Regions from separate parts of the Homo sapiens genome. Here region 2 is linked to region 1. A link is a loop called in an ENCODE intact Hi-C map of the cell type or tissue named here. Cell type or tissue: endothelial cell of umbilical vein. All regions are shown on one strand. Links, peaks and the distances in the headings refer to the core of each region. The heading gives the core; the rest is flanking DNA.

Region 1 (2,802 bases), core at 284-2,783:
CTCTACTAAAAATACAAAAGTTAGCCAGGTGTGGTGGTGGACGCCTGTAATCCCAGCTACTCAGGAAGCTGAGGCAGGAGAATTGCTTAAACCCAGGAGGCAGAAGGTGCAGTGCAGTGAGCCGAGATCATGCCACTGCACTTCAGCCGGGGTGACAGAGCAAGACTCCATCTCAAAAAAAAAAAAAAAAAAAAAAAAAAAGATTTGTGTATCTTACTGCATATAAATTATACTTCAATTAAAAAGTAAATAGGCTTTTTTTCCAAAATGAAAAAAAAAAAAGAGAGAGAGAGAGAGCTGTGAATTGGGAGTGGCATCCCTAATCTAAGATCATATTTAATCCAGTGAAAACTAGAGCATTAAATATTCAAATTACATAGCTGAGGCCCTGCTCTCTGATCCCAGCCTTAACAAACCAGCTTTGTGATTCCAATTTGACTGCTCAGGTAGCTTGCTTCCCTAATCTAGCCATGTGCTTGTGTCCGCATACTTGACGCTTGGATGCTTTCGTTGTTGATTAATAAATTGGCATTCCAGCCTGGAGATTTCAGTCTTCAGAAACTCACTTAATACTTATTAGTAGTCCTGGCCTCAAAAGATTCAGACAGCTTCAGAGTGCTAACAAAATTTTCTCCTTTCCTGACTCTACAAGCCTTACCTGCTGAGGCCTTCCAGCAATGAGACAAATCTGCTGCCCCCTGAAAATGCCTTGCTTTGACTGTGCTGTTCCAACAGTGACTGATGGGGAGGAGAGAAGGGGTGTCTGGGATAAGTCCCAGGCTTCACAATCCCACCTCTTCTGCCTTTTTTTTTTTTTTTTTTTTTTTGCCGTGGCTGTGACTGAAGTTCACCATTTCTCAGCCTCCTCATTGCAGCTGTCTCTGGTACCTCTGCTTTCCATCCACCCCACCTCCCTTTCCTCTGCCGTGCAGAGACAACATGTATTTTGACCTTTACAGTGGTTTCCCAAGGGCTCCATGGTCAAGCCCAAACCACCACACGTAGTTGAGATAACAGTTTAACTTAATCTGCAGCTACTCCACCCCTGCCCCACTTGCATATACTCCTCTTCATCCGGTATTGCTCAAGGGTGGCGCGATTGGCGTTTGGGGTGGGACAATTCTTCATTGTGCAGAACCATCCGTTGCATTCTAGTGAGTTTAGCAACCCTGGCTCCTACCCTCTGAATGCTTGTTGTACTCACCCTCAGACATTGTGACAACTACACATGCCCGCAGATATTTCCAAACACTTCCTGCTGTCCCTTTTCCAACTAGCTACTTCCTACTGATTCTTCATACCACAAGTATTGGGCTGAATCTTGTGAAATTGTCATCTTCTCAGGTCAATGACATCAAATATTGGCTACTTAATGTGATTCAACTGCATAGTACTTCTTCTGGAAGCCCTCACGAATGATGCCCAATGATTTCATTATTAAAGTGCTTACCACCAAGTGTTGTAAGAGCTGCTTTACTCATTCCTGCCTCTCGCCACATTGCTCAGCCTTAAATATCTAGCAGCAAGTTATTAAGTTTTAAGTCACTTCTTCTCTCTAGCACTTGGCACGGTGCCCAGCACATACTGAACCTATGTGTGATGATGAATCAACACACAGGATGTTGAGCATACTTTCCCTGATGATTCAATGTTGCTGTTCCTGAGGATGCAGACGCCCTTGGGGACTATTGAGCCACTTACTCTTTTTTGGCTCCACATCAAGTGACCCACCACTGCCCTACTTTATGGGTTTATGTGTCTTGATTTTGCATCATATCATCAGCATGCCTGCCTCCAGTGATCCTGTGTGTCCTTTGGAATCCGAGGCACTCTGTGAACCTTGATGCATGAATGTAGTGATAGTAACTACTGGTTCAGAGTCTTTTCATCCTGATTGCTGGGCTCTTACCAGGTTTCACACGTCTGGGGGCTCCCCGCTGGTTAGCAAGGCAGCCACTAAGAACTCTCTGAATAGTCATTTTCCTTTCGGAAACTGCTTAAAGATGACTCGGGAGGACTTTTAAATGGAGAAATGTTCGTATGCTGAGATCCTGGCTGGTGACAGAAGGATGGAAGAAGTGATGCCTGAAGGTATATTCTAAATGGTTGTTGTGTCCCTGTAGTCAAAAGGTGTGTGGGCATGGTTTCTTATTTTAAACAGTTTTCTTAAATCAATAAACATTGGGTTATGAATCTCAGATATAGGATCTTTTTCAACTTTTAATCTGGACGACTTTGAATTAAAGAAAAAAAAGAACAACTGTTCCATTATAATTCATGTAAAATCAAGTCCAGGGCCATGAGGGGCCGAGATAAAGGGAACAACTAGAAGTAAGTGGAGGATATAATTTCTCAGAAAATTCTTATATTTTCTGTGCCTGGAAATGGTTTCAATACACATCATAAAAATGATATAAAACTCAATCAACAGAAGAACTTTTTGTTTCTTTATTTTCAATATTTGTCTTATTAATATTTTTCTTATTTTATAATGCAATTACAACAATTTAGGAGACAAAACAATATAAACAAAAGAATGTTAAATAGTTTTTTTTAAAAAATAGCTTGTTGCTTGCAAGAAAGTCCATATAATCTTATTCCCCCCCAAATATAATTTTATACTTTGCACTAAACCAAAATAGCTTATGGAAAATTAGTATTAAATAGCTAAACACAGAAAACCTACAGCTATAAATAACATAAAATACAGTTTAACTTTAATGTGATGCTTAAACAAAGCAAACTATGATGCAATATGAATCAACTTCATTAATTGGACAAGTCCAGTGAGGCACAAATTAG
Region 2 (2,802 bases), core at 137-2,636, 66 kb before region 1:
CTCAAAAAAAAAAAAAAAAGGAAAGAAAAAGAAAGAAATTAAGGTCAGCAAAAATAAGGGAAGTCTGAGAAACGGTCGCAGCTTAAGGAAGCTTAAGGACACATGATGGCTAAATGTCATGTAGGATTCTGGATGGAATCCTGGAACAGAAGAAAGGAATTAGGGAAAAACTAAGAAAAACTGAATAAAGTGGGCCTTAGCTAATAATTATGTATCATACTGGTTCATTAATCCTAATAAATGTACACCGCTAATCTGAGATGTTAACATCAGGGGAATCGGGGTGTGGAAACTCTACCTTCACGGCCTTTCTAAAATCATAAACTAAAAGGTTTATTTTTTTAAGACCTTAGAAAAAAAAGAAAAGAGTGATAACCCTTTTCCCACTTCCTCTTCATTCAGCAAGACCCTCAGATACAACTCCCTGAAACAAACAGAAACTAACACACCACAGAAGAACAATTTTTAAAACATAATGTATTATCTGCAGTTTATGCAGCTCATCCACACATCACTCTGTGTCAAGGCTTCCCAGTGAACATTTATTTGTTGAATCCTACAGCTTACTTACCTGGGACCAAGATCAAGCAAATCTATGGACTTAGTCTTTAATTCTCCATGTTTTTCATATTCCAACATAATTCCTATAGAAATAAACAAACATGTTATAAAACACTTACGATAACCACCTATGTCAAAAGTTAACCTACCTTGCCACAGTTTTTTCCATTTTTATTTTTAAAATTTTTAATTTTTTAACAAAAAATAAGCAGTGATATCTAGTTCCAAAACAAGATCATGTAGACAAACTTTTCCCTGGTCCTTCCCTCTAAATATAACTAAATACCCTTGAAATTGTCCAATAGACAATGAAAAAATAATAGAAAGTTGGATGGAAGAAGGTAGACTGGCTATAGGTTTCAGGGCTTGAGGAACGACTACATGGTGAGATTCCCGGATTTTCTTTTTATCACCGCATTCCACACCCCAAAACTAGGACAAGAGGGCCCTATTCCCTGACCCACAAATGGGGCCCCTGCAAGCAGTCTGATCCCCCAGTGGAAGCTTGGGGCTGTTCCAGTTCCCAGTGCACATTCTGGGCCCCAGCAGGCAGTTGGATCTGGCTGCAGCCCCATCAACAAAGTCCTGGGACCTCCCAGACCCCACTCCACAGCCAGGCCATTGGTGGACAGTCCTATCCACTTGCAAAAGGGGCAACGGTGACATCCAGGGATGTCTCAGACCTCATTCCACAACCAGGCACTGAGGCAGCCTCAGCAAAGCCCTGCGTTTCCCTGCCTTCCAGCCAGCAGCATAATCAGGCCGGGAAGTGACCAGGAAGGCCACTCAGTGACAGCAGGCCTACTAGGGAAGTACCTTCTGCGCCCTGCAGGTGGCGCCAGCAGTGACTGAGCAGGAGCCTTAGCAGTACCCGAAAAAACAAAGGACAGTAACATTGCAAGAGCCTAGGAAACTACAGACACCATTGTAACCAACGCCCGCAAAAGTAGCCCAAGAGCACATATGACAAATCTAAGCAGATTTCGCCAAATTAGAAGGTTTAGATAGGATCAAGGATCCCCGTAATAATCAAAACGTCTAGGATACAATTTTTTAAAAATCACCTATTATACCAAGGACAATCAACAAACACCAATACCAAGATGAATCAGAGGTTGGAATCATCTGACAAGGACTTTAAAGAAGATATTATAAAAATCCTTCAATAATCATTTACAATTTCACTTGAAACAAATGAAAAAATGGAAAATCCCAGAAAATATTTATTAAACCAAATGAGGATTATAGAATTGAAAAATATGATAATGAAAATAAAAAACTTGCTAAGCGAGTTCAAAAGTAGAGATGACAGAGAATAGAATCTGTGAACTTGAAGATGGATCCATAGAATATATTCCATCCGAACAGCCCAGCGCTAATAAAAACTGGACAGAGCCTCCTAACCACCTTACTCTACTGCCTCTGCCTGTGGATATAAACTAGTACATCTCAAAAATTTGGCTTCAGGATCACCTTACACTCTTAAAAATTATTTAGGACACCAAAGAGTTTTTGGTTTTTTTCCATATTAAAAACTAAAATTGAGAAATTTTTTAAATATTTATTAAGTTGTTTTAAAACAACAGTAATTCATAGCATGTTATTTTTATAAAGTTTTTGTAAAAATAACTATATTTTCTTGCCCCTAAAAAGAGTAAGAAGAGTAGCACTGTTTTATACTTTAACAAATCTCTAATATCTGGCTTAAGACAATGGATTCTCATCTCTGCTTCTGCATTCAAGCTTCTGCTAAATGTTTTAGACAAAGTATAAGAAAAGAATGTAGTCAGACACTGATACATAGTTGAAAAATGAAGGAGTATTATAATTGCCTTTTTATATCATTGTGAACATTTTTTGATATTAAAACTCAACAAATGGTAACTTCTTAAAATTAGTTGCAATATAGAATCTGAAACCATATTAGTGAATTTTCCATATACTTGCATTAAACCTCATTGGTCTATTTCACACTTTTGATGGATCTTTTATTCATGCATGGTCCATGCATAATCATGCACTGGACATTTGAAAAATACTGATCTACTAAGTTATGCATATATTGTAACTGTTGACATATTTCATCACACAATATCAGAAAGTAACATTTACCATTTTCACTACCAATTTTTATCATAAGAAAACTCTTACTGTTGGTAAGCTGTCAAGATTATGGTGGTAAACAAAAGTTTTCTGAACTTATACTTTTTGCTTGAAAGCTAAAATACATCACTAGCAAGA

The links. A loop is a pair of places that touch in the nucleus more often than their neighbours do. Peaks named below come from ENCODE experiments on the same cell type or tissue, not always from the same donor. Only the 100,000 strongest peaks of a DNase experiment are listed, where the experiment ranks them.
Region 2: it touches region 1 in a loop (4-fold over the local background); 11 of 110 quality-filtered maps call a loop at or near these places.

What each region holds. Positions count from the first base shown.
Region 1 is chr2:227,817,189-227,819,990 of GRCh38, reverse strand. It overlaps CCL20 (C-C motif chemokine ligand 20), which reads right to left. Exons shown (of 4, transcript NM_004591.3): 4 at 2,435-2,802. Among named protein-coding and RNA genes, the nearest start is that of CCL20, 4.7 kb to the right of the region's middle. RefSeq lists an enhancer at 1,013-2,212. In endothelial cell of umbilical vein, for the core only: no CTCF peak of the experiment used is centred there; a DNase peak (open chromatin) is centred at 1,620; H3K27ac peaks cover 2,500 bases.
Region 2 is chr2:227,883,193-227,885,994 of GRCh38, reverse strand. DAW1 (dynein assembly factor with WD repeats 1) reads right to left here. Exons shown (of 13, transcript NM_178821.3): 2 at 572-644. Among named protein-coding and RNA genes, the nearest start is that of DAW1, 13 kb to the right of the region's middle. In endothelial cell of umbilical vein, for the core only: a CTCF peak has its summit at 1,388 (motif pointing right); a DNase peak (open chromatin) is centred at 1,404.